Regions from separate parts of the Homo sapiens genome. Here regions 1, 3, 4, 5, 6 and 7 are each linked to region 2. A link is a loop called in an ENCODE intact Hi-C map of the cell type or tissue named here. Cell type or tissue: heart left ventricle. All regions are shown on one strand.

Evidence for each region. A loop is a pair of places that touch in the nucleus more often than their neighbours do. Peaks named below come from ENCODE experiments on the same cell type or tissue, not always from the same donor. Only the 100,000 strongest peaks of a DNase experiment are listed, where the experiment ranks them.
Region 1: it touches region 2 in a loop (2.7-fold over the local background); 34 of 110 quality-filtered maps call a loop at or near these places.
Region 3: it touches region 2 in a loop (3-fold over the local background); 14 of 110 quality-filtered maps call a loop at or near these places.
Region 4: a loop joins it to region 2, with 2.9 times the contacts of the local background. A loop is called at or near these places in 34 of 110 quality-filtered maps.
Region 5: a loop joins it to region 2, with 3 times the contacts of the local background. A loop is called at or near these places in 2 of 110 quality-filtered maps.
Region 6: it touches region 2 in a loop (2.1-fold over the local background); 3 of 110 quality-filtered maps call a loop at or near these places.
Region 7: it touches region 2 in a loop (16-fold over the local background); 14 of 110 quality-filtered maps call a loop at or near these places.

Annotation. Positions count from the first base shown.
Region 1 is chr9:68,512,719-68,516,718 of GRCh38, forward strand. The region is part of intron 10 of PGM5 (phosphoglucomutase 5); the gene reads left to right. Among named protein-coding and RNA genes, the nearest start is that of TMEM252, 26 kb to the right of the region's middle. In heart left ventricle, no CTCF peak of the experiment used is centred here; no DNase peak of the experiment used is centred here; H3K27ac peaks cover 920 bases.
Region 2 is chr9:68,566,575-68,570,574 of GRCh38, forward strand. The region is part of intron 2 of TMEM252-DT (TMEM252 divergent transcript); the gene reads left to right. Among named protein-coding and RNA genes, the nearest start is that of LINC01506, 22 kb to the left of the region's middle. In heart left ventricle, a CTCF peak has its summit at 1,666 (motif pointing left); a DNase peak (open chromatin) is centred at 1,667; H3K27ac peaks cover 1,100 bases.
Region 3 is chr9:68,354,448-68,358,447 of GRCh38, forward strand. PGM5 (phosphoglucomutase 5) reads left to right here and starts at 2,164. Exons shown (of 11, transcript NM_021965.4): 1 at 2,164-2,941. The coding sequence starts at 2,681. PGM5-AS1 (PGM5 antisense RNA 1) reads right to left here and starts at 3,419. Exons shown (of 3, transcript NR_121192.1): 1 at 3,276-3,419; 2 at 1,843-1,899; 3 at 717-1,158. In heart left ventricle, CTCF peaks have their summits at 2,274 and 2,479; DNase peaks (open chromatin) are centred at 2,294, 2,544 and 3,034; H3K4me3 peaks cover 2,504 bases; H3K27ac peaks cover 1,826 bases.
Region 4 is chr9:68,506,030-68,510,029 of GRCh38, forward strand. The region is part of intron 10 of PGM5 (phosphoglucomutase 5); the gene reads left to right. Among named protein-coding and RNA genes, the nearest start is that of TMEM252, 33 kb to the right of the region's middle. In heart left ventricle, a CTCF peak has its summit at 1,620 (motif pointing left); no DNase peak of the experiment used is centred here; H3K27ac peaks cover 1,207 bases.
Region 5 is chr9:68,423,344-68,427,343 of GRCh38, forward strand. All of the region lies in intron 6 of PGM5 (phosphoglucomutase 5), which reads left to right. Among named protein-coding and RNA genes, the nearest start is that of PGM5-AS1, 67 kb to the left of the region's middle. In heart left ventricle, no CTCF peak of the experiment used is centred here; no DNase peak of the experiment used is centred here.
Region 6 is chr9:68,436,001-68,440,000 of GRCh38, forward strand. The region is part of intron 6 of PGM5 (phosphoglucomutase 5); the gene reads left to right. Among named protein-coding and RNA genes, the nearest start is that of PGM5-AS1, 80 kb to the left of the region's middle. In heart left ventricle, no CTCF peak of the experiment used is centred here; a DNase peak (open chromatin) is centred at 2,011; H3K27ac peaks cover 1,385 bases.
Region 7 is chr9:68,340,750-68,344,749 of GRCh38, forward strand. LOC102723624 (a long non-coding RNA gene) reads right to left here. Exons shown (of 3, transcript XR_929893.3): 3 at 1,232-2,050. Among named protein-coding and RNA genes, the nearest start is that of PGM5, 14 kb to the right of the region's middle. In heart left ventricle, a CTCF peak has its summit at 2,025; no DNase peak of the experiment used is centred here.

The DNA of each region.
Region 1 (4,000 bases), 54 kb before region 2:
ATGTCACATTCTGAGGTATTGGCAATTAGGACCTCAACGTATGCACTTATGGAAGACAAATTCAACCCATAATATTAGTCGTATGGTCTGTGTTACAACTTCTCAACTGCCACTGTTGCACAAAAGCCGCCACAGGTAATACATAAATGAATTAGTGAAGCTATATTCCAATAAAACTATAGGCACTGTAATTGACTTAAGATAATTTTAACATGTCACAAAATCTTATTTTTTTCCCAACCATTAAACATAAAAACCATTTTTATGGCTGCACCAAAACCAGGTGGTGGCCAGGGTTTGGCCTAAGGCCTATAATTTGTTGATCCTTGCCTTATAGGTTTCTGAATATGACACGTTATTTACAATTTCTGATTACATTCAGTACAGCATGTATCAACATGAGTTTGGGTAAACCATACACACTATAAATTTCAAAATTACATTTGTATTTGTGTATATTTGTATACATAGATGAATTGTGAAGTTTTAGGGAAAAAAATATCAAATCTCTCTGGAAATCTCCAGCATGAGGCTTCTGAGGTTGAACTCCATAGCTTTTGATTGCAACCAAACATGAAAGGGAAATGATTATGTTTGTATTCATGAAATCAAATTCCTTTTTCAGGTCTTTTGTTTCTTGTCAGAAGGGTTCTTCATTTTTCTTTTTAAAGCAATTGCTTACACATGATTTTCAGAAGAGCAGCACTATGTCAGAAGAAAAGGGAAAAACGTTAAGAAATAAATGGGATGAAAAAAGAAAAGTATGAATATGAGCCCTGGTGAATTCTTACAAAGAAAGGGAAGCAAACACGTGACATTCAGTAGTGACCCCAAGCCAGGGAGTGCTGTGACATTGCATGTCCCTGTGAATGGGGCTTCCGGGAGCTGATAACAAGGTTCTAGTGCATTTCAGTCACATTAACAGTGATCCTCAAACCCAGTCTCCAAGGAACCTCACCCCATTTCCCTAGGAAGTAGCAATTCTGTTGTTTTTATTCTTTCTTTCTTTGCTTTTAATTATATTCTTGGGAATTACAGTCAGGACAGTCAGTGTGGTGTTTAACAAAAGCTAAGATACTTTGATGATATACTGAGATTTCCCAGTTATACATTTTAGACTGTCTTTGACCATGTAAGTGTTTCTATATTGTTGAATCAAGCCGCTGGCTCTGACTCATATCAGCCCATGTTTTTCAGAATTTGCAGTCATTATGAATTCACTTTCCTTTTAATGGATAAGATTTGATAAAAAGCTTAAAAGAAAGTACTTTTACACTGTTTTTAACAGCGCTTTATACTTTTGCTACACTAAAGGTAGTTCTTGGACTAGCAGCATCAACATCACCTGGTTGCTACTTAGAAATGCAGAATCTCGGGCCCCAACCCAGATCTACTGACTCAGATTCTGTATTTTAACAAGCTCCTCAGGTGATTCATGTGCACATTAAAGTTTGAGAAGTCCTAATGCTGGGCGTGGTGGCATTAGCCTATAAAGTGCCATCTACTCAGGAGGCTGAGGTGGGGAGGATCCCTTGTGCTTAGGAGTTGAAGACCAGCATGGGCAACTTAAGGAGGCCCTATCTCTAAAAAAAGAAAACTGATGCTGGCTGTACTGGCTTAAACCTCCAATCCCAGCACTTTGGGAGGCTGAGACGGGTGAATCACCTGAGGTCAGGAGTTCGAGACCAGCCTGGCCAACATGGTGAAACCCCTTCTCTACTAAAAATATAAAAATTGGCTGGGCATGGTGGCAGGTGCCTGTAATCCCAGCTACTCAGGAGGCTGAGGCAGGAGAATCGCTTGAACCTGGGAGGCGGTGGAGGTTGTGGTGAACCAAGATTGCACCACTGCACTCCAGCTTGTGTGACAGAGTGAGACTCCATCTCAAAAAAACAAGCAAACAAACAACAACAACAACAAAACTGGAGGGAAAAAAGGGCAAGAAGTCCTGTGATGGATGACCTTTGGGATCCTTATTTCCACCTCTGCTTAGCAGGACTGACATTGTCTCCACACCAGACAAACCCTCTAATGCCAAACTAAATAGGATGCATTTATAGGGGTGCCTGGCCTCTATTTCTTCCTCATTTAGGAAAATCATAAAGCATGCAGAAAATAACCCAGACAAATGTGCCAAGATCCTTGAAGACTTGTTCCTGCTTCTCAGGTCAATTAACAAAAAAAGAAACAAGAAAATCAGTTTCAAGTTGCATCTCCATAGAAACCCTTTCTCAATATCAACTCAGCAGTGTTAGACAGTTTTCTTCACACAATTATACTAGTTGAGCTGAGAGATTCAAAATAACAGTGGATGAGGTAAAGAAAGTTCTAATTTGATTTTGCCAAGGCACAAAGCCTTGCTAAAATTGTGGGTAGACAGTCTAGCACACTTCAATTACTAGGAAAAGGTCAATTATTTAAAACACTTTAAATATGTTAGGTTAAATGGCAGCTGAGTCTAAAGGCAAAGGCCATAAAAGAACATGTTCCTTTGTCCAAACTGCATTCATAAAGTGTGCATTAACCATCCATTAATTTCACTAATAGTCTTTCTATTGTGGGGAAGAGTCTCTCCTCGTTTACAGGGCTCATTTCCATGTTTTTAGTGCCTGGTGTTAATGACTGTCCCACTACTGCCTCCTCCGTAAGACTCAGGTGGCCCTCACGGCAGAAGTTCTCTTCTAGTTTGCTTCTGCTACTCAACTCTGCCACTCAGCTTTGCTCAATGTGGAAGTCCTTGCTAACTTCTTTAGAATCTGATACACCCTTAAGGAATGTGTTCCAAAAGCTATGATGTCTGTTCCTTCTGTTGTCAACATCACCTTACGCAACTGCAATCTGATTGTACTCTCTCTGGCTGGATATATAGGGCCTGTTGCACACAAACAGAAATGCAGGCAAGCTTTCCCCCACTGGGTGTGTCACTGACCCTCTTGCTGACACAGAGAGATGTTGCCTCTGATTTGAGTGGCTTTCTCACTCCAAGAGCTGGGAACACCCCAACATTCTTAATCTCTTTTTATTTTATCTTTTATCAAAAAGATAACATGAACTTTATTTTATGGGCAAATAAACTTAAGCTAGAAGGGTTGTTGACTATCTACCAAAGGTCAGCTTATTGGGACTGGTATGCTGGTCCACTCACCTGTAGCCTACTTTTCTATTAATAGCAAGTCAGGCTTCTGTCTTCAATGATGATGATAATGGTAATAATAATAATAACAATAGTATCAAGTGCTTGCCCCGTATGGGGGCTAGGCAGAATGCTATGTGTTTTGTGTGTGTTATATCTCATTCTCACCACAATCCAATGCTATAGGTAGTCATGCTATCCATCCATGTTTTACAAATAAGAAAACTTTGGCCCTGAGAATTTGAACAATCTACTGTTTCTAAACAGTGTCCCTGGTATTTGAACCTAGATTTGGGCCTCAGAGCCCAAGACCTTAACTAAGGTCCTTATTATGTGCCATCAAAAAATATGGGGGTGCTCACCCACCTATAAAAAGTAAATTGGAGTAGACCAGCATTCCCATCTTCAATCTGGCATAGTTAACACACCTCAATCCATCCTCTAGGAATGTTCTAGAGGCAGTCCTCAAGCCCCACAATTCCAGACTAGTAGAAGGTGTGGTCTCTCTTTCAGTCCTCCTATTCCCTTTTATGTCCTCAGATCCTTTCCCAAGGGCTAGCCCTTTCTTAGAAGGCTGTACCCTCTGGAAGCTGGAGAATGCCACTGTGCTGCTTGTAACTGGTTACCTCAAGTAGGCTGTGGGGTGGCAGTTAGGCGAAGTACAGAGAGACTGTGAACTCTTCTCCCGGAGAAGCAGCATCACCACCTGGGGTGAACCTCACCATGGGTGGGCCTGAGAGGAGGTAGTGGGGTGGGCCTCCACCATCTGGCCACTGAGGTCCCTGCCTGGGCCTTGGCAGTCCCTCAACATGGGAGGGGGAAGAGCACACACTCTCAGGACTCCACTCAGCCAGGAGTTCTCCTTGC
Region 2 (4,000 bases):
TGTGTTAAAAAGCCCTAATTCACTAACTTCATTTGTGTATTATTCAATGCCTTTCCATGTATTAATATTTCTGGGGCTGTCCCTGGTGAATGATTGTGTATGGAAGAGAATAAATTATTTGGTTAAGACCCCAGCCTCGGGAGGCAAGTTGCCAATGCTTAATTACTGGCTCCGTCACTTACTGGCTGTCTGATATTGAGCAGGTTATTTAACTTCTCCATGCCTCATTTTCCCCATCTGTAAAAGGGGGTACTAATAATGTGTCATAGGGTGGTTAACAGGTTTGAATATGCTTATAAAATGCCTGGAAAAGTCTCTGGTACATCGTAAGTGCTGTGTGAGGTGCTGATGTTTTTCTGCTTCTGCAGGTGTGCCCTTGCTGTCCTTTGCCTCCTCAGCTGGGCTAACACTGCTGCTCTTCCCTTCTGAAGCTCACCATCTTCCATCCTCAGATCCCCTCTTTCACAGTGCTGCTGACATCTCTTCCACCCAACCTCACCTCCCATAATTCCCCACACCTCAGAAGAGCCAAGCTCTGCCATTGCACGTGGAGGTAGAAACTAGAGAGATAGCACCAAAAAATAACTTTCCTCCTTGACATAGGCCCACATCCATTTTAGGGTGGGTTCCTGAGCTGGCTCATGACATGGTCCTGGCATCTTCCCTGTAACCAGAGTCAGTTCTGCCCAACCACCCACTCCAGGCCTCCCCACGCCTCAGACCCTAACTCCAGGAAAAAGGACCATGTTGTCCCCTCACCCTAGGCTAAGGCCCACCACAGTTCATTTCTTGCCTTTGGATTGACCTCTTCCTAGGATGGCTGGGAATAAGAGCTTCCCTTCCCTTAAGGACAAGCCCCACTCCACCCACAGGGCTGTGGGACAGATCTGAGGCTCAACAAGATGATCCCATTAGAGTCCAATTTAGGGATTGCTGGGAAGTGCAGTCATCACTGCCAGTGGGGTCCCACCAAACACACTGTGCTCAATTCAGATCCTACTCAGCCAGCTTCTCTTTGTCAAGGTTTTCACAAATCCTGGGGTCGAGTCTCACCCAGGGTCACCTTGAGCCAGTGGAGTCTGGGATTCTGAGAGGCCCAGGTGGTGATCTAGGGTTCAGTTTCCTGCTCTGTCAAGGACTATTTTAGCTATGTTACACTTTAAGAAGAATTTGTGGGTCCCTCTGGGAACTTAACTCTATTTATAACATTGTTTCTATGGGAAAGAGTGTTCCAAGTGACAATCAATTTAAAACGGAATGCTTAGTACACAGCCTTTTCATCGCTGGGGGACTGCTGGTAATTTTTTCTTCACATGTAGAGATTATATTGAAGTTTCAAAACAAATCTAGTATAAACAAGTAGAGCAAAGAAAAAGCAGGTGTTGCTTCTTGTATTTTTTAGGAGACATTTTAAAAGTTGAAGTTTTTTAAGAAAAAAAGTTTATTTCACAGGGTAACATTTATTGAGCATTTACTGTTTACCAGCTACTAAATTAAAGACAGAGTCTGTGTAATCTCATTTAATCCTCACAGCAAAGCTCTATGGAGGTGTGATAAAGAATCACCGGCATTTTTGATGTTTAGCCAATGAAAGCTTTCAAACTCCACCAAACCCTCCCACTTCTGCCCCACATCTGGGCAAGCTGATGAAAGAGCACAGGTGCGCCCTCCTGTGGTGCTGGTGGGACATCCCATCCATGTAAACCCAGCTGCAAGAGCGAAGCTTCGCCCAGCCCCACTCTCCCACCTCCACAAAACCCCAAGGCCAGCCTCCGTTTCCCACTCCCTTAAACCATTCTTGGACCTCTTGGAAGCTCACTTTACTTCCCCCCGAAAGCCTTACTGTGTGAAATATAAAGCTTTTCACACCTTGTGTGTGTGTGTGTGTGTGTGTGTGTGTGTGTGTGTGTGATCATTAGTCCCAACATCCAAGCCAAATCTTCGGTGAGGGGTCCATCTTCTCTCCATGAGGTGACTATAGTAGGTGAGTATAGTAGTCTCTGTTTTACAGATGAGGAAACTGAGGCTCAGAGAGATTAAGTTGCTTGTCAACTAGATAACAGTATCATCTTAACCACTCTGCTCTTTCTTTACTTCAGCTCAGATGCGTCTTGCCTTTTGAAAATCAGTGAAGGAACTTACATTGAGGGATTTTACCTCTTGCTAATACTCAACACCTACTGATTACCTACCCTGAGCTAAGCTTTTTTCATGAATGAACTCATGTTATTCTTTTTTTTTTCTTTGAGACAGAGTCTTGCTCTTGTTTCCCAGGCTGGAGTGCAATGGCGCCATCTCGGCTCACTGCACCCTCTGCCTCCCAGTTCAAGCGATTCTCCGGCCTCAGCCTCCCAAGTAGCTGGGATGACAGGCATGCACCACCGTGCCCAGCTAATTTTATATTTTTAGTAGAGACGGGGTTTCACCATGTTGGTCAGGTTGGTCTCAAACTCCTGACCTCGGGTGATCTGCCCACCTCAGCCTCCCAAAGTGCTGGGATTACAGGCATGAGCCACCATGCCCAGTTAACTTATGTTATTCTTTTAATAACTCTATGAACTAAATACCATTGTCAGTCCCATTTTTATAGATGAGGAAACCAAGAAACAGCAAAGTTCAACAACTAATACAGGGTCACCCTGCTAATAAATAGCGGAACCGGGATTTAAACACAGACAGTCTGCTCAGAACATGTTCTCTTGGCCATAGGGCTATAATACTTCTTACATAGTCCACAAGTAAAGCTGATAATTCACCCAGTTTTTAAGGATTGTGGTTTGGCCACTGCTTAATTGGACAGCAGTTGTTTAAAGAAAGAAATCCTATATTAATGACACATTTACTGGTTTCATTATATCTTGTATAGTGTTCTTATGTTATTCATATGTAGTTTACTCAATACAGCAAATGTCTATAAAGAAAAGGCAATGCTTCAGTTTCTTTGATATCTTCTTCCCCACCCGACCCCCAATAACTAGGACATTGCTTTTTAGGCAATGGGAACCCAACAAATGTCATCTGAATGGCTTAAAATCAGTAGGTGTTGCAGAATGAAACCCCACAATTTCACCTTTGCCCTAGATACTACACTACACATCATTACAAATAGGCCAGGGCTCTCCAACAATTGCCATGGAAACTGTGTAGAATTCCTGTTCGCTGTCTCATGCCATCTGTTTGACTAAAGGTATAACAAGGAAAATAATAATCTGTAATTTCTCATAGCAAAGTTCCCCAAATTCACAAAGACAAGAGTATTTTTTTAACCATCTGCTTTCCCTTCAGGCTTTTCAGCAACTTCTGTGTAGCTAATACATAAAATTGTGTAACATTTATGAGGGCTGGTTCACCATATATGGTTTCTAGCTCTGAAAACTCAGTTATGTGGAAGCTAGAATTAAACAACATCAAAAACCAAAAACAAACAAAAAAAAACCATGATAACTCAAATGGAATCTGCATGATGAGTTACAGGACTGACAGTGGAAACAAAAGTTAAAAGTAGTCTCTTATTTCTGTCTGGGTACCAAAGGCAAAGCTTGCTGCTTTTCAGTTTGGCCCTGATTGTGTCTCTGTCAAATGCCTTGGGCAAATAGATTTAAAATTTGCCCACGAACAAAGTTAGCTTAATAATGGCTTCCATGCAGAGCTGTCAGAAGATAAAAGAGCTCTATAAAGGATTCTGAGGAATAAAACTTTATGGAACTTAGTGCCATATATGACAATTCCTTTGAGGAAATACATCAAAGGTAGAGATGAAGTGTTTGAGCTGGAAGGCACTTCATTCAGTTCAGTGGTTTTGAATCCGTGCTCCATGGAGCCCCTGGGTTTCCTCCAATTTCCCTCTGCAGCTGCCAGAGGTAAGAAGTTAGTAGAGTGAATGTCTGGAGTCACCAGCCCAACTTCCACTGAGCACCCTTGTGTGTATTTGATTTTCTTTTGAATATTCTCATAAAATTTATTTTAACAAAGGACTCTGTATTAGTCTCTTCTCATGTTG
Region 3 (4,000 bases), 210 kb before region 2:
CTTCTCTGAGGCTTAGGGTTTGGATCATTGTCTTCGTTACTGGAACAAAGGATTTACCATACCTGCTCTTCTGGGAATGAAACTGTCCTGCTTTGCAAAAAAAAGTGTCATTAGAAAGAGATCTTAAAAACCCCACACCATAGACAGGTGCACAGATCCCTAGAAGTGTTAAAGTTCTGTCTGTTGGATGCTAAGCCAAGACTCTTAAGTATGTTCTAAAGAGAAACTGGTGTGTGTAGGCTGTGCACTCCCAGGGAGATAAAAAGTTAGGAACTTTATGGGTTGGGCTTGGTGGCTCACACCTGTAATCCCAGCACTGTGGGAGGCTAAAGTGGGCAGATTGATTGAGCTGAGGAGTTCGAGACCAGCCTAGGCAACATGGTGAAACCCCATGTCTACAAAAACTACAAAAATTAGCTGGGCGTGGTGGCATGTACCTGTAGGCAGGAGGATCGCTTGAGCCCAAGAGGGAGAGGGTGCAGTGAGCCATGATTGTGCCACTGCACTCCACCTGGGTGACAGGAACTTTATGGGAAATGGGATCTTGGAGACTGAGTAGAGACTAGAGGAAAAAAAAAAACTACCTCCCCGACTGGCCACACTATTCTTTTAAAAAAATGTTAATTGACAAATTAAAATTGTATGTATTTACGGAGGTATGATGTGATGTTATGATATATGTATACATTGTGGAATAATTAAATCCAGAGAATTAATAGATTCATCACCTCAAAACCTATCTTTTTTGTGGTGAGAACATTTGAAATTTATTGTCTTAGCAATTTTGAAATACACAATACTTCATTGTTAACTACAGTCACCATGCTGTGCTGTAGATCTCAACAAAATATATTCCTCCTGTCTCAACTAAAACATTGTACTCTTTGACAACATTTCCCCATTCCTCTCACCCCCTCCAAAAACACCCATTCTTTATGTTGAAGAGAATGGCTAAAAAGTCCCAGCAGGTTTCAACAGACGGCTTCAGTGGTTGTCCCATCACACTTCAATGTTATTAATAAAAAGGGGAGGGGCAATACATAATTCGGACAGGCTGAAAGTACCATTGTAACCACTTTCTTGACTTCACAGAAAAAGTCCTCTTGTTTTCATCTGTAAAATGGGAACTGCATGAATACCATTCTTCTTTTCTTCAGCCTCCAAAGAAAAAACAGATGCAAAGCCTTTAATCAATTGCAAAACAGTATACAATGTGTGTTATTACTCACAGTTGTCTTACTGTGACCAAACACTTTATAAGCCTGCGGCAAGTCAGCCTTACTCTCAGTAAGTGGACAATATTTGGGGAAGGAGAAGCAGCAGGATATTTCAGGACAGTAGCCTTGGTGGGTCCAAAAATTCCTTGAGAGAAATGGGAGATAGAACTTTCTTCCTGCTTTGGGTTTTATCCTGTTAGTCTTTTCTCTCTTCACTCCTATTTTCTATGGAGAATTTCCTGGTTTTGGAGTTTGGGTGCGTTTTATGGAGAGGAGGCAGAAAATCTTTAGCTCCAGCAGAATGAAAGGATACATGCAAAGGAACCTAGCACAGTATCTGGTACCCAGGTCTCCTTTAACTTGGCTTTATTCATTCACTCCTGGTAGGGCATTAATAAGGGATTTAGCCCCCTCCTATTGAAAACGATTAATTCAAGGAAGAGTTCAGACAGTGTGGACAGATACAGTGTAGGAAAGCCTATTTCTAAGGCAGGAGCTGGGTAGGGAGGGTGAGAAGGGCGAGAAGAATAGGGAAATATGTGTCGTCTGTGTTGCTGCTGTTGCAACCACCACAACAAACAAACAAGTGAAAAAAAAAAAAAAAAAAAAAAAGAATTGTCCATACCGGAAAGTGTGCTGTTTTGGAGGAGGCTGGGGAAAGTGTGGATGGCTCGAGTGGGTCCTGTTGGATTGAAGTCTGACAGTGGTGATTCCCTTCAACAAATGGTCGGGGTGGGAGGGTACACACACACACACACACACACACACACACCCCACACGCAGCGCCCAGCCTCCGATTTCAGCGCTGGCAGGAGATAACCATTCTTAGCTCGCCTTTCCAGGGTTATTTTTGGCTGAGGCTGTTCGCTGATGGCAAAAGGTTTCAGCCCCCTCCCAAATCCCTCCCCGTCCTTGTTCTAAAGAGAAACTGGTGTGTGTAGGCTGCGCACTCCCAGGGAGACAGGGAGACGGGCCGGGCGCCGGAGAGGAACCCGGACTCTGCCCAAAGTCTCGCCGCCCGCCGGCTGTTTTCTGGCGGAGGGTGTGCCCCGGAGGGCGGCGATCGCGGGTGAAGGCTGGGGCCAGGCGCGGGTGGAGGCGTCACCGGGGTCGGGCTAGCAGGCCCTGGAATCAGGCTTTTGGGACACCCCGAAAGTGAGTCCAACTTGGGGAGAAACTGAGGGCAGCTCGGGCGGTCTGGCAGCGGAGAAGGTGGGTGGGAGAAAACTTTACAGGAAGGCAGAAGCAATCTCTGCCGAGAGAGTCAGCCGAGCGGCCGCGCGGAGAGGAGGGGCGGGCGGTCCCCAGGCGGGCGGGTGCAGGGCGCAGGGCGCCGACCTGCTGGAGAGGGGGCCCGGGCGCGAGGCGGAGTCCCGGCGCGCAGCCAGGCTGGTGGAGGCCCCCGGCAGGCTGCAGATTCCCTCCGGCTCCGGGAGCCGCAGCAGGACCGGCCAGGAGGCGCCATGGAGGGGAGCCCCATCCCGGTGCTGACAGTGCCCACCGCGCCCTACGAGGACCAGCGGCCGGCCGGCGGCGGGGGTCTGCGGCGACCCACCGGCCTCTTCGAGGGCCAGCGCAACTACCTGCCCAACTTTATCCAGAGCGTGCTGTCGTCCATCGACCTGCGCGACCGTCAGGGCTGCACCATGGTGGTGGGCAGCGACGGCAGGTACTTTAGCAGGACGGCCATCGAGATCGTGGTGCAGATGGCCGCGGCCAACGGGGTGAGTGTCCGGATGCCCCTCGCTTCCCGCCGCGCCGCCGCCATGCCCTCTCCTAGCCCTTGTCCCCCTGCTGCCTCCGGGCCCAGTTGGGAGGCCCCTGCCCGGCCCCGGCTTTGCTACCTCACTCCCGCGTCCTCACCCTCCAGCGCCCCACTCCCGCCGCGCTCGCAGCCTCCCCGGTGCACCCCGGACACTGGGTTCTATTAGTACCCACCGCCCCCAAAAGCCTTGAGGGGTTTCCGTCGTTCCTGGAGCCACTCCGGGCGCCCTGGACTCTTCTCCGACTCTGCGCACATCCCGCACCTGCTCATTTTTCTTTCGGACATTCTCTTACCCGGCCCTGTAGATTCCAAGGCAGCTCCCAGTTTTCCATATTGTTCCCAACGCATTCACTGCCCACAGTCCCCACACAAACTTCTTTCGCAGGCTCACAACATAGTCCCTCTGCCCCGTGCCCTTTTTGCAATAATCTGCCAGTCCCCTAAGTCTTAGCTCTGCCTATTTAACAGTAGTGGTGTCTCAGAACACACACACACACACACACACACACACACACACACACACACACACACACACGATCCCTGACATATTTGGCAAGAGTAGGCCCTGAAGGTTTTTATTATTTTGGTTCTTTAACCCAGTGGAATTACTGAATGATTTATTTAATTAGGGTAGGGATGGAGTGGATCCATTTGTTTGATGCTAAACAGCCTGAGCTCGCAGTTCCCAGGGGGCATATCTCTAAATGGTCTGAAATGAGATTTGCAGTGGTTTTCTTAATGCAATTCCCAACTTCTCTCCAAATGCCTTTTGGCATTTGACAACATTTCATGCCTCTTCCCCTTTCGGTTTTCATCCTTGTTTTCTCTCCCTTCTCCCACGACCTCGGTAGTCTTCTGCAATCCAGATTCTCAGACTTCAGGTTTTTCTCCCTCTGCCCCTTTCCTCTCTGTCCTATAACTAGAAGCACCTTTTGGCATAGACCCATATCCCAGTTTCCTCTTTCCCAGGTCCAGCAGCATCTCAAGGACATCTACAAGAGGGATACCTAATTTCAGG
Region 4 (4,000 bases), 61 kb before region 2:
AGCTCTGTGCCAGAAATTGAGGACAAACACCACATGTATTTGTTATTCCACACTGTTAAAAGAAGTTTAGCCTAAAGCTGCCTCCTTACATAATTTAAGTTTGGCCTAAAGGTTTTTCCATACATAGTGAACTATGACCTAACTGGATGTGTAAACAGACTGTAACCTACTCTTGTGACAAGTAGCTGAGTCTCAGCCAATCACAGTGGCTGAGTTTCAGCCAATTACAGGCAGCCACTTTTTCAAAATATGTTCAAATAAGGCAAAAACTGAGCTGTAACCAATCCAGCTATCTCTGGACCTCACTTCTGCTTTCTGTACTTCACTTTTCTTTTTCTGTTCATAAATGTTATCTGACGTCGTGGCAGCTCCAAGTTGCTCTGAACCTATCTGGTTCTGAAGGCTGCCTGATTCAAGAATCGTCCTTTGCTCAGTTAAACTCTTAAGTTTAATTTGTTTAAGGTTTTTCCTTTAACAACAGTTGTAAAAGTGAATAGCGTCTTAAAAACAACCAGTTTTCTGTACTAATTTTGAATTAGCAATGAATAGGATTCAGAAACATTATGAAAATAATAATGTTCTAAATACATATTGGATATCTTTTCTAGTTCATAAGGGATCTAGAGTGAGTAGTCAAAAACTTGGAGAATAAAGTAGAAATGGATATAATACATATGATGTGAAAGAGAAACAGAATGGAGTTCAGAAGTGATGCAAATCCACATTCACTTAGCCATTCACTTTCATGACAAGACAAAGATTTTTGTATATGTATATGTGTGTACATGCATGTGTGTATGAGAGCAAGATTTGGGGATCATACTAGGTATATATGATTTAAAGAGCTAAAAGTTGTGCCTCGGTCCTGGTTTTGGGTCAAGTTTGGATTACAGTTTATAGCCCCCCAAACCCTGAAAAAAATTATATTTCCTCTCCTTACTTTCCCATATGTAGTTAAAAATGAAAACAAATTCAATTTTAAAAATAAATAAAAGATGTTGTTATTTAAAAAGAAAACCTGAGCAAGGATATATTAATAGCCATATATATGAGGGAAAACATGAGGAAATACCTCATTTTATTTTTCTCCTCAGAATTTGGTCGGTATTGCTGCACTTTGGAACTATGGGGGAGGGCAAAGTGTTGAAGAGAGAGTTGAGAAGAGAAACACTTGGTGAAGAGTTGGGCTCTAAACTCTATGACCAAGTTAAGGAGCTGGCTCATTCCACTTAGACGAGAGGCGTGACTTGGAGGTCTTCAGGAATTTAAGGAATAATGTGAGGCGGGAAAGATGACCAGCTGTTCTCCATAACTAATGAATATGTAATTTGAGGAAATAAACTCAAGCTGAACTGGAAGGGATTCACGTTGACTGTTAGAACAATTTCTCAACTGTCAAGACTCCTGCCCAATTAGGATGGCTAGTTTGTGCTTTTCTAAGTCTCTTTGCCTACATATATTCAAATAATTTTAAAACAGGGGCAAGAGTAGAAAGTATTGAGCAGGATAATGTCTCAAAGTATGTGTCAGCCTTAAAATTTTAGTTCTGTAATTATAATTTTTTTTTTTTTTTTAAGAAACAAGAAACAAGTTCTGGTCAGGTGGGTTAGATTTCCCTCTAGTGGTGTTGAAAGGAATTTAGTATGGCTGTGTTTTCATAACTGGCTCTTGGGGCGGAATTAAACTTGGAAAGATGCAAAGATGTATAGGTTTTTTTCTATTTCTGCTTAGATGAGTACTTTCTGGAAAGGCAGACAAAACGCCAGGGCAAACAGTCCTTCTTTTTCTTCCTTAGATATTGAAATCTGGACTCATACTCTGCCGTTACTACATATTGTTTTCCCTGGAGCTGAGAACACTCCTTGGGAGGGTTGGTCATCTGATGGCATGTGAAAAACTCCCTTGGTTGGGAATCTGGGAGATTCCCTCAGGGCCTAGTGTCTATCATAGACCAGGGCTTTTTACAGTTTTGATGACAATAAGCCTTTTTCTTGGCCAAACATTGTGATCAGATCTCCTTTCAAGGTACTGAGTATGTGAAGCCCTGTGTATCCACACTCCACATGGTCTAGGACTTGTGGGAAACTATGGACTGCCACCGTGAACCACTCATGTTAATCCCACAGACAGAGCCCATCTCAAATCTCTCTTTGTGGCAATATATACAAAAGAGGCCCTTAATTCCAAATCTTGCAAGAATACCGGCATTGCCAGCTTATCCCGAGAACCAGTGGTCTTAAGAACAGACCACTGAAGAGCCAAAAGGCATGCCTTGATCCTGGCTTTAGGTCAAGCTTGGATTACAGTTTAGAAAGCCTGGACCCTAAAAAAAATTATATTTCTCCTTTCTACTTTCCTATATGTTGTTTAAAATAAAAAACAAAATTAGCTTTAAAAATAAATATAAGGAAACCTAAAAATGTTTTGATTTTTTTCCTTATAATGCTATTCTAATTTCTAAAATATTAAATATCAACTTCTTACCAAAATATCTTTTGTTTTGGTGCCAGTTTTACCATGTCTAAAGCACATGCTTAACCAGCTATTGGTTAACCCAGTGATGTTTATATCCACAAATCACCAAGTCTTGCTGGATCTTGTTTACTCAGCCTGAAAAAGGAGCATGAATGAATTTGCAGCGGTCACACAAGTCCAGAGGTCACTGGTCATCACTTCTCTTGCCAGATGGATGGGTTTGACAAGCTGTGTCCAGCACAATCTGCCTTTCCCAGCAGCCTTTTTGTTCTAGCCCAGATGCACAGCACAACCACATTTCCGTGCCTTTCAGGAGAAAGCTACCCAGGTCTCATGAACTGGTGGTGATTCAGGTTTTCTTTGAAGTGGTGTCCTTCCTTGGTGTACAGTAAATAATTTGCTTTGCTTATATAATAAACAAGAGTGTATCTTAACAAATGGGGACTGACAGTGAACCTGGAGGTTGCCTGTGGCCTTCAGAAGGAAGCTCTGGACTAGTGTGTGCAATTAGCCAGCATCTGGAAGCAGCTTTTCCTGGGCTTCCCAACACGGTCATGCTTCATTCACATGGGGAATACAGGATCTGAGCTGTTAAGGGGAGAATGTGGCTGTTTTTGCTCTCCCGTCTACTCTTGGCTGAATTTAAGTTTGATGCCCTAATCCCAGAACGAGAACTCCTGTTCAAGATGCAGGTGAGGGAGTTTCCCATCCCTTGTTTTTGACTCCCAGGAACGCTGGCAGGCCTGACAAACTCCAGGGAGGAGCATCTCAAAGCCAGAATGCTTAGGCCTTGGGCAGGAGGGAAAGCTGTTAAAGGTTTATACAATTCTGGTATCGTGTTTGTGTTTTTGGTTTTACTTTTGAGCATTTTTGTTGGTACAAATCATCACTTGGGACATACTTTGGCAGGTTGGGCCTGTGTACTATACCATCATGATATGAGATGGAAGGTAGATGAGGCTGACAGAGTGGCTTGAAATGTAGACTTCATTATTATTCAGGTATGGGGAGGCCAACAGATGATGAGATGACGGCCATTGAAGAGATAGTTTGTTACTCACAGTTCCCAAGAGGAGGGGACCCAACACGCCACACAGGGCCACGCAGGGAAGCGCCAGCGTCGGACAGGAGGCAGCATGAGCAAAGGGAAAATGTGGGTGAAGCCTTTTTGGAGATTCTCTGGGAAAGGTAAGGTAAAGCATGATGAGAAGGTTTAGGATTAGCTTGTTTGAATAATTTCAGCAGGCTCTGGGGCACAGGGACTGTCCCTAATTTGCTGGTACCTAGCCTTGGGGTGGTTAGGGCAGAGAAATAGTGGCCCAAGTGTGAGAGCCCTGTGAGGGTCTGAGAAAGGAAGTGTTTGGTTTGCATCTGAAAGGCAAGCTCCAGGGTGTGTTGTTTGCTGTCTCTAAGAATTAGCTAACCCTGGGAAGAACAAAACCTTCCAGAGTCAGCCAGGCCCCAAGATGTCAAAGCATTAGAATAAAAACACCAGCTTAACAGCCAGAGGAAAAGATAAAACCAC
Region 5 (4,000 bases), 140 kb before region 2:
GTATAGAAGTGTTCCCTGTTCACCGCATCCACACCAACATCTACTATATTTTTTTATTTTTGGATTATGGCCATTCTGCAAGGGCGAAAATTTAAAAGAACACACAAGAACCTGAATTTGAAAGAGTAAATGGTGGTGAGGCACCTTTGAAGGGAGAGTGCTCTGAGGAGCAGGACTGAAGAGCTTGGTGTTGAGAATGGCATGCAGAGCTGACATTAGGTTCAATCAGGTTGTTTCTCTTCCCCTGGAATGGCAGCCTTTGGGAAATAACCCCAAGAGCACAAAATCTCTCTCTCTCTCTCTCTCTCTCTGTCTCTCTCTCTCTCTCTCTCTCTCTCTGCCTCCCTCTTTCTCTCTTTCTTTTGGGGGCTGAGGCCCTTGAAGACCCTTTGCAATTCCATAAATAGTCAGAGACATCCCTCAAATACTACACCATGTTCCTCTGCATGGGAAAAGTGTGGTCACGCATACACGTAACTCCATTCCCTCCCCTCCTTTCCTCCTTGCAATGGAAGGAGCAGGAAGTGGACAAGAAAACAGAACAGTATTAGAGAAACAGAATGTACCTAAATGGGGAAGACTGGGCTGAATTTGAGGAGGCTGAGTTTTACTTCCAAACCCACCCAATTCACTACTGCTGTATCTCTTGACAAAATAAGTAGACATAGTCTGTGGCCAATTTTCTTCTAACTTCATCTCAGAACTCCTCTCTCCTCTCTATGCATATCTGCCCTCCGCAAGCCTCAGACCTCATGATGAACGAGGAAGGTAAAGCATCTGGAAAAGTTTCCTATGAAGAGCTGCTGAAAAAGCCTGAGATGTTGTTTAGTGTAGAAAAGACTCAACTTTGCATTTCCCACAAAGTGTTTCATGGAACACCCTTTGTCTTAGTCTGTTCCAGCTGCTGTCACAAAATAACACAGACAGTGTGGCTTATGAACAACAGAAATTTATTTCTCACAGTACTGAAAGCTGAGAAGTCCAAAATCAAGGAGCTGGTGTGTTGGGTGTCTGGTGAGGGCCTGGCTTCCTGGTTTATACATGGTTTCTTCTTGCTGTGTCCTCACATGGTGGAAGGGGCAAGGCAGCTCTCAGGGGCTTCTTTTATAAGGGCTCTAATCTCATTCACAAGGGATCTGCCCTTGGGATCTAATCACCCCCAAAAGGTCCCACCTCCTAAAATCATATTATTGATAACTAGATTTCAACATGTGAATTTTGGGTCAACCAAAGCTATAGCACTACTCACAAGAAATGTTAATGGGTGTTCTTAAACAAGGCAGAAGGGTTCCATGGACAAAATAAATTTGGAAAAGGATGAAATAAATATAAAGCAAGTTTCTTAACTTCTTCACTTTTCATAGCTTTTGACAGATTGTTGTGATTCTCCAGTAAGGACTACAGAATGTAGCATTTCCCAAACATATTTGACCAATGAACTACCATCCCAGGTGTACCTATTAATGTCTCTTAGGGGACTAGTGGGAGGTTGCACTGTTTGATTTTAAAGAACGCTTGCAAAACCAGACACCATGACTTCAAGTTGCCCTTATTAGTTAGACCTGTCTTCTGAGGTCCAAAATTGACCTCCTTCTTCCTTTCTCTGAAATTCATATAATTATATGATTAAACAAATTTCTACTAAGACAAATTTGGTATAATCCTCTAGCTCTTCATTTGTTATTCATTGTTTTAAAAGTTTCTTATTTGAAATAAACAGTTAGATAATTATAATGGGAGATCATCTTTTTTGAGGGCTTTTCTGTATGCTCTTTCTAGTATAAGTCACCTCTTTCTCTTTTACTGTTCCTTGGCAAGCAAAAACACAAGTTTAGGAACAAGCCAGAGTTATCAAAAGTTCTACAGGAGTGAGGAAAAAAAGAGCAAGAGGAACGCAGGAGAGGCAACTCACTTGATGACATGGCAGAAGCATCCAAGCTGCTGAATTGTTTTCAAAAGATGGCAGGCAGGGCCCACAGTGAAAGCATCCCATCTGGTTGTCCAATCCACCATGAAAGGGGTCGAGAGTGGTAAGGATTAGAGTAGAGGAGATTCCCAGGAGCTATTGCTGGTGATGGAGGGATGTGGAGACTTTCCATTGTTTATGTACATTAGAGAAGATTGACTTGAAATTTCATAAATATATATCTTATCTTATATTCCTTAATGTACATAATGGAGAAAAAAACCCAAGAGAGCACTCCAAGAGGAGTTGAGTTTGGATCAAATCCTATCCTAAGCATTATCCTATTTTGGAGTTGAGATACCTACATTTTAGAAATATTTTTAATCCAGAATAGGTCACATGCTAAATATTCTGGGTAAATGGTGTTTATTTGTTCATTGTTTTTTTTCTTGGCATGTGGAAGAGAAATCATCTTGAATCAATTGTGTTCATTGGCCAAACAGTATGATAATTTGTTAAATTTTACTGATTAATGATGCAGAGTCTTGACTTTCATTGTAAGTAAACTCAGGACACAAAAAGCACTAAGAGATGCCCAAAGTGGTTTTCTATAATTTAAATGGAAATAAATTTGTATCGAAAGTACACTAGATTTCACATTTCACATCCTTTTAGTTTTAGATTTAAAAAAAGAGCGATACTTTCTGACTTCTCAGCTAAGATTTTTATAGTGGTAGTGGTTGTTGATATTTGGTGTGTAAAACCTCTTTATGCTGCTTTAGCTATATATTTTTTAAGCTGACTTTACTATCAAAAGCACTTGAAATTTAAAAATTATGTCCATGATTAAAAACTTGCAGAAGTTGCCCAGCAACTATTTTCATTCCCCAGAGGCAGAGAGTATAATGGAAAGGAGGAATTTGGGGTGAGATGTCTTTCTTGTGTTTAAATTTTCTACTCTGAACTTGGACAAGTCACTTATCTTCCTAAATCCCAATTCCTCATGTATTTAAAAAAAAAAAAAAGAGGATGTCACAATCATACTGCCTATTTTCCAGGATTATTGTGAGTATCCAGTGAGGAAAATATATAAAAGACTCTTATAACCTTCAGATTTCTTACACATACATATAATTGTTTTTAACACATTTCTGATCTTTGTTCATATGTATATATGGTTTCAATCACAGGACCCTATACACATTTGTGTTCCACTTTTCATATCTAATGTTATAGTTGTGCCATAATTTACTAGCCCTTTCCCTATTGATGGACATTTAAATGGTTTACAGTTGTTCCCTATTATAATAGTGCAGTAATAAACATCTTTGTACATTCAGGCTTTTGTCTTTCTCTCTTTATTATTTTTTTTTTTTTTTGGCCAATTTCTCTGGGACTAGTTCCAGAAGGGAGGTTGTGGAGTCAAAGTGAATGACCATTTTTTTAACTAACCTGTCTTTTGAGCTTTTCACTTCATCCAAATATCTTTCCCTTGGTAACTTTCCTAGAAAGTCACAGAGCACTCAAATGCCTTCTTGAAGTCAGCCAGAAAGATTCAGAATCTACATTTGGTGGCCATATTTCCATTTTCAGGCTCTTTCAGAACCACTGGCCTGTGAGGCCTCCCCTAGACTGCAAGGCCCTTCAGGACAAGATTGTGCCTTAATCATGTTGGCATCCTAGCATGGCCTGGCTTGTCACAAGAACTCGGTAAGTGATTAATCAATGGAGCTAAACAGAGCAGATGCCTAATACATGATAGGCTCCTTATGGTCACCTGACTTGCCAAAGCATTCATTCATCAAAGAGTTTTTAACAATGTCAGGCACTGGTGCTAGAAACTGGAGACAGAGAGGCAAATGTGACACAGGTGGCCTCATCAGCCTAGCAAGCAGAGCCCCCCTGGCAGTGGAAGAGCTTAGTCTTGAATCTGAGAATTCCTTGAGAAGGGGTCCAAGAGTGGAGTTGACCTTGGCCCATGTAATGTGATTGCAGGGAAGGCCCTTGCTATGCCTAAATATTTTAATCATCTACCCCTTAATATCAGTCATTCTGTAACACAGATCTTGTTACAGAGATGGAGGTGACAGAAGG
Region 6 (4,000 bases), 130 kb before region 2:
ATGCCTATATTAGATATGGCCTGAAGGAGTTACTGTGCCAGAAATGTCAGCCCCAGCACCAACATCCTCACACTTACTAAGGGAACTAACCCGGAGACCCACCTGCCTATTTCACACCACATAACTTAGCTCCCACAGCAAGACTTCACCCTTGAGCCATAACAGATTAGCCCAAAGGTGGGCAACCAGCACAAATGTAGCCTATTACAAACTGGTCAGTGTCCTTTGAGGTACAGCAAAAAGCTCTACCCAAACAGGGAATTACCAAGCCTATCATGTCTTGTTTTTAATAATCCTGAACCTAGTAATTTGAATATATAAGAAGTAGGTAAGACTTAGTGGGAGTAGTTTACAGGTCATTGGCGGAGGGAAGCTGGTAGGTCAAGATGATCGTGGAAGTTATACACAACCAGAATGATGAGAAAGCAGGACCCGGAAGATAAAAAATGTACTTATAGAATGAAGACGAGCAGCCAGAGAGAAGGAGTATCTGGGTCAAGGTGATGACAAGCCAATGACAAACTGTATACACTCCTTAGTTCTGAACAACATGAGGCTTTTTCTCTTTCTGAGACCTGGTTGTTTAGCATTTCCTGTATGTCTTTGAAGGCTTGGCCTCATGATTGAAATTTCTGTGTCCTCACTGCCAAGTGTATTTGTACCAACCACTTCATCTCACAAAATCCTGCCCTGTTATTCAAGGTTACTTGAGTTGAGGCTTTTTTCCTTGCAACCAGGAAAGCTGATTTTTAAAATTCGATATTAACTACATTTTACAGAAGATGAAACCAGAGCTCAAGGTCATGTTTTAGTAAAGTGAAGGTTGTGGAATTCAGAACCAGATTTATCTGACTCCAAGGTCCAAGCTTTTTACCCTCTACCATCCACCCAGATGTATTTCCTGACTCATTCAGGAGTTTAACTTTAATTGTGATAGCAATATTCTCCCATCAGCTAAGTGAACCAGCTTGGAAATAAGTGTATTAATGAATTTCTTCACTAAAATTTAAAAATGCCTTTGTATTTATGCATAGCTAACTCCTGAGTTTCCATTATTGATAATAATTAAGAACTGGTTTGTATATGAAAATGTGTTTGTAGCATACATTTGGCTTCATTATCTCCATCAGTTCACATCACTTTGAAATTAAAATCAAATGAGATCATGACACATACCTGTCAGTGACATGCAAATTAAAAATTCTTGGCAACATAGATTAATGATCATTTTTGAGATTTTTCTCTCTTTTATTAATTTTCTCCTCTTGTTTTATTACATCTGGGTACTTATTGAAGGAAGAGACTCTGATAGAGGATATTGTTAGTGGAGAAAAGGAAGCTTGGCAACTTTCGTGAAATGGTGTGCCTTAAAGAGGAAGGAATTTACAGTAAAGCCTCAGGGAGCCCAATGCTTAGGCAACAGTCTACAAGTTGGTGAATATCTCTTTCAGATTGGTGTTGTGCTTTACACGATACTGTATTACAAAGCTGCTAAACAACAAATGGTTTTTCTACAGATAGGGGATCTCTAGGCATCTCAAGGATAGGAATCAATTTTTCAAAGGGACACACACACTCACACACACACACACACACACACTCTCACACATTTTACCCACACATGCATATACTGTATATACACACCCACAATACTTTGTAGAAATGCTGCCAGTATCTCTCTAGACTAAAAGTAGTAAACATTCTCTGCAGTTTTATTTTTGAATTATGTTGCTAACCTTTAAAAATGGGGATATTTCATATAAAAATCCAAGTTGTTGTGGTATTATTGAAAAATTGCAGTTCTGGCAGTACTGGGCCTACATTTCCCTATAGCAATATTTGTCTGAAGCTGAGTGGAGGCTGTTTCTAACAGCCACACAGGCTGTCTAGTTCATCATTGTCCCCATAATTCTCTGTTGTCACATATCCAGCTGGCTGCTTTACCACACATCACGTGCTTGGCTCATGGAGACATTTACTCTCTGATTAGGAACCCAGAGTTCCTGGCCAGGCGAGGTGGCTCATGCCTGTAATCCCAGCACTGTGGGAGGCTGAGGTGGGTGGATCGCCTGAGCTCGGGAGTTCAGAACCAACTTGGGCAACATGGCGAAACCCTGTCTCTACTAAAAACACAAAAAATTAGCTGAGCGTGGTGGCACACACCTGTAGTCCCAGCTACTCGGGAGGCTGAGGCAGGACAATCGCTTGAACCCAGGAGGCAGAGGTTGCAGTGAGCCGAGATCGCACCACTGCACTCCAGCCTGGGCGACAGAGGGAGACTCTGTCAAAAAAAAAAAAAAAAAAAAAAAAAAAGATAGAATCTGAGCGGTTGAAGGTAATCTGTAGCTGTTTGAACATATTTTGAGACATGACTGTCAACCTCAGATGTGTATCAACATTTCCTGTGGAGCTTTCCAAAAATCTACCTTTTATCTCCCACTTCCCAGCTCCCCTTTCAGATTCATTAGGTCTACAGTGGAGTCAGGGAATCTGAATGTTGAAAAAGCTTCCCATTTAGTTCTGATTTTGAGTAAGATGGAGTAAGCACACTTCATCCACGGTCTTCCCCATTGTATGTGGCTATAAAGTCTAGACAAGATGTACGAAACAAGCTATTTGAGGACTCTGAAAAAGTAAATAATAGTAGATAGATTGGAGAAGACCAGAATTTAAGACACCAGTGAACTGATGATGAGTTTCTCTTTTGTCTGTCCAGTATTCTTCCACTTGAACCCAACATAGCCTGCAACCTGGAAGCAGGCATGAATGCAGACAGGAAAGTCCTCTAGTTCTGTTTCGAGGAACTTAACAGTCAGAGAGAGTCTCTGTGTGTATGTTGGGGGAGGAGGGAGAGATTCCTCATTTTTCATTTTGTTTTTTTCCCTTTCTCTTCTTTACTCTCTGTGCCATAGCTCCCAAACAATCCAAGATGGCCAAAAAGAGCCTAAAACTTGGAGGGAGGAAAGCCTTCATTGCCACTTGGAGAAGTGGTGGTCCCAACAGACTAGGGAGAAACACTGTTGCCTCTTTTTTCTTCTGTTTTCCTACTCATTAACCCCATTTCTTTCAAAACGTGGGTAGACTGAGCATGGTGGCTCATGCCTGAAGTCCCAACACTTTGGGAGGCTGATGTGGGAGGATTACTTGAGCCCAGGAGTTCAAGGCCAGCCTAGGCAACAAAGTGAGACCCTGTCTCTGCAAGAAAACTGAAAAAATTAGCCAGGCATGGTGGCAAACACCTGTGATCCCAGCTACTTGGGAGGCTGTGTTGGGAGGATTTCTTGAACACAGGAGGGACAAGGCTGCAGTGAACTGTGTTCATGCCACTGCACTCTAGCCTGGGCAACAGGGCAAGATGCTGTTTCAATATATAAATATATATATATCTTTATAAGTCTGCTTATATATATAAATATATATAATATAATATATAAATATATATTATATATGTAAAATATATATATATTCACTCTGTTCTGCCATATACTCTCCATGTCTGCCCATATATATGAGTGTATATATATAACATATATATATATGACAGCTGTTTCTCAGAAGATGATCAAACAGCTACAGATTACCCACAACAGCTCAGAGTCTACCCCAGCTCATTCTAATATTTTATATAAAATATTAGACATGAACATATATATACATATATACACATGTGTATATATAATACACATGCACACATATATATATATATACACACACACATATATATATATAAATATTAGACATGGAACGTGTATGGCAGAACAGAGTAAATAAAGCCCCAACTTTATTTCTGGTCAGAGAACCAAAAAGAGTCCCAGGGAAGCTGAAAATTATCAGGGATATCAAGAAAGAGGGTGAAGTTAGGGAAAATGACTTTTAAAGTTTTGTAGAAACTCCTGGGCTCACCTCTGATCTGGGCATGAATAGATCTGACCCTCAACAGTATATACAAAACTTGAGAACTAAACTGCACTGCAAAGTCTTTGAAAACTGAAATCATGTT
Region 7 (4,000 bases), 230 kb before region 2:
ATTATGAGAAAAAAGTTTTGCTCACTATCAGCTAGGAAAGCTGTCTTAGCACAACCATTCATTCTTGCACAAATCAAAATCAAGATGAGCCAGAAGGCTCCATTCTGACAGCTTCTAATGGAGAAGCTACATTTACTGGACATGGGGAAAGTTGCTGGGCTCTAAGGACTGTGCTCATTTCTTGAACTAGATAAATGGTCTTGGTGTAGCATAATACCAAAACTTCTTGTCGCAGCCCGTAAGGACAGAACTCAATCAGCCTGAAAAGGAAGTCAGTGACTCCGACTCAACACAGGAATGTTCTGTGATTCCTAAAGAAGGATGTAGGAGTGTGGCACAATTCAACCACAGTCTGTGGCCCTGTGCCTCTGCCTTGACATGAGTGGGATATCCCAGCTGGTCATTTTCTTCTTATCTAAGACATTGGGAACAAATTACTTGACCTCCTCTGGGCTTCAGTACTCCCACTCATCAAATTAGAGGACTGGGCAATCGCTAGGCTCTCTTTAGGCATCATATTTTAGTTTCTGTGATTTTAAATTTGAGAAGGGGTGTCTAAGGGAGAATACATAGGGGAGGGGGAAAGGCTTATTAAAAGTGTAGTTAGGCACTGAATTTTTAAGAATTGCATTTTGTAATAATACCTTTACCTAATCAGGACTGACAATCTTACCTGATGATAGCACCTGGAGGAATGGCTGCATTCAAAAATAAAAATGAAATAAAACAAGACCTTATTTGAACTTAGCAATAATGCTGATTCCTCTTTTTGATTTGAGGAGGTTATAGCTGTTGTAAATGCTTGAATTGGGTCTGCCCAGGCAAAACGGAGTCAAGAGTCCATGTCTGATGAATTTTAACAATGTAGACAATAAAAAGGGTTGCTTAAACTGCCCCTCTTTTACCAAAACACATTTACAAATGAAAGAACAACACTTCCATTTTTTAAAAACATTTTTTGAGATGAAGTCTTGCTTTGTCACCCAGAGTGGAGTGCAGTGGTGCAATCTTGGCTCACTGCAAACTTTGCCTCCCGGGTTCAAGTGATTCTCCTGCCTCATCCTCCCGAGTAGCTGGGACTACAGGCGCCCACCACCATTCCTAGCTAATTTTTGTATTTTTAGTACAGACAGGGTTTCACCATGTTGGCCAGGCTGGTCTCGAACTCCTGACCCCAGGTGATCCGCCGACCTCGGCCTCCGAAAGTGCTGGGATTACAGGCGTGAGCCAACACGCGTGGCCAAAAAATTTCCATTTTTAATTGCAGGGTCTGGGGAATTAAAATGCATCCATAATTTCTTGCATCTCTCCGCTCGGGCTTGCATGAATGCAGAGGGATGGGGAGGACTTCTTGAGGCAAGCATCCCCCTCTTGTCGCCTGCCATCTGGAGAGAGAGGGCTGTGATTTATCTCACTTTAATCAGGAAGGACCCGATGGGTGGATGGAGAGGTCTGATGGCTTTGTTGCTCCATGTGGGAAAGAAACGGACAGAGTGAATTTGTGTATGATCCCTAAGGAGAAAGCGTCTTTGTGCTCTATTTCTTTTTGACCTGGAGCCCCTGAAAGCAAGCTAGTTACAAGTTGAAATAGGCCGTTTCTAAAGTGTGATTTTGTTTGTGTATGAGCCTTGATTACAAAGGGGAAAAAAACCCGCTTAATTTACATACACCAGATGTAGTGCAGGATCCCCTGGGCTATCTTTTCAGGTATCAGGAAACTTTGATGAAAGTCACTTGTCTCATCTAGGAGTCATTTCATATTGTTTAGCAGAGCCTGGTATTAACATTTCCTTCCAACTGTTTACTGGAATCTGTGTGTTCCCTTCAAGTGATGCATACTAGGTGCACAGGCTTCCTGCCACTGTCATCCTAATCTTTCCGTGCAGACAGGAGCAGAGGGGAGAGCGCTGAGCCAGGCCCCAGCTTGCTTTTCTTTCCTGACTCAGCCCGGCTCCGCTGCACTTCTCAGCTCTTGCTGTAGGTGGTGCTGTTTGACCATTTTCTTCATGTGACCCTCCACTCGGTAATATAAATTCATTCGGAGGATGACCTGATATCAAAAAAAATTCCTTTTGATTAGTAGAATCAACTTATTTCTTCACACGATACTCTTCCCACTGAGACACATGGAGACAATTCTGACTCCAGGTTTGCAACCTTGAGATTTCTCTCAGATGCAATAAAAAACAAAAAAGCATTTTGAGTGGCACAGTGATGCCTAGTGCATGATCATGTTTGTCTGCTCAAACATAAAAGGGAAACTGGTGGGTTTGAGGATGCCCAGCAGCACGACAGCTGCCAATGTAAATGAGCGGTGTAGAGAGAGAGGGGGCGGGAGGGGACTACAAACTTCAGAATATGAGCTGATCGTTTATAAGTTAAAAAAAAAAAAAAAAAAGTCAAAAGGGAGCCCAGGATGGTGCAGGAAAAAGGAGAAGGGAAGATTTCCTTGCAGCTAATCAGGAGAGTTCATAAGGGCTGATTACATGTGTGGAAGCCTTCAGTTCTTTTTTTTAAAAATGTGAAAGTTTGCATGTATGTATGTATGTATAGCTTCGTGTATTACCATTATTATTGCAATCAGCAAATGGATTTACTTCCTTTATCTCATGGGCTCCTTCCCACTCACTTCTGGCAGCCCTTTTTCCTTTCTCCTTCATCCCAGAACACCAAAGAACAGATGCGCTTCCTAACCCTGGCTCCAGGGGACTTTATACAATGTAAACAGTGCACCTCTAAAGTGGTTCACCGCTTAGAGAACATGTGTCCCATTTTAAAACTGTGACTCCTTTATATTTTGCAGTGCTTATTTTAATAAGAGACATTGGACTTGTGACTTATTTTTCATGGAGGAGTGAGCTTAATGGTTGAAAGTAATCGATAAACTTGTTTTTCCTCTGATGCCATCAGCCAAGATCCTATGGCAATAGTAAGAGGATGACACTGGGCTGGCACCCCCTCCATAACATATTTGGACCATTTTTTTCTCCCAGAATGCACATGCAATAGCTTTGGTTTGGTAAGAGAGAGATGGTGTACTTGGTTTCCTTCTGTCACACTTTTGGTGAAATGAATCAGACTTTTAAATCAGGAAATTCAGCGAGATGAGTTAGATTTTTACACAAGAGCAGTGGAGGACTTCCAGCTGGTTGGGGGAATGATACGGAAATATCTTGCTAAATCAGGGTCTGGTGGAATGCTGCTCCCCTGGCAGGCTCCTCTTCACAGGGAGCAATCTGTGGGTTGCTTATAGAACAGAGCGAGCAGGAGGCATAGCATGGTCTTGCTCGTGGGAAGACCCGGTGTTCAGATGTTTGTCATTAGGAACTGGGTGTGGGCTTTTTCAAGTTAAACTGAAGCGGCAGTTCTATTAGGAAGAGCCTCCCAGATCAGCATCTTCTGTTTCTGGATACTCTCCCTTTGAAAAGCCAGATTTCAGCAAAAAGCTTTCCTAATGGTGAAATTGCACAACTGAAACCCTATGGGAGCAATGGGAAAGATGGAGAAAGAGGTGGTTATATCATGTACTTCAACAGTTTATTTAGAGGCTGTTGACATTAGAATAACAAGCCAAGACAAACAAAAATACTCATTTTGGATGAAAATATTGTCTTTTCATGTTATTATAGATAGCTGAGTCCTAAGACTTATACAGAAACACATTTTCCTAATGAGTGGCTGATTTTTCTGGTTGTGCAAGTAATATCCAAATTATTGTACAAATTTTTGGCTCAGGAGCAAACATTGTATTGCATATTGAGCTAATCACTTGCCCTTTCTAAGGTAAGCCCTTACCTCTGCTTTCCCTTCATCTTGTCATTTCTGTTTGTTGGGTACAGGTTTCCTGTTGGTTCTTTCTGTTGGCTCTGATGTAACATGAATGAAGTTCTTAACATCCTTTCAGACATAAACACAACTTAGCTCATTGTTTCTGAGTTCATATAGAGGTTTTCTTGCCCCTGAGACTTTCGTGTCAGACAGCTGGATGTTGCTGTGTTCA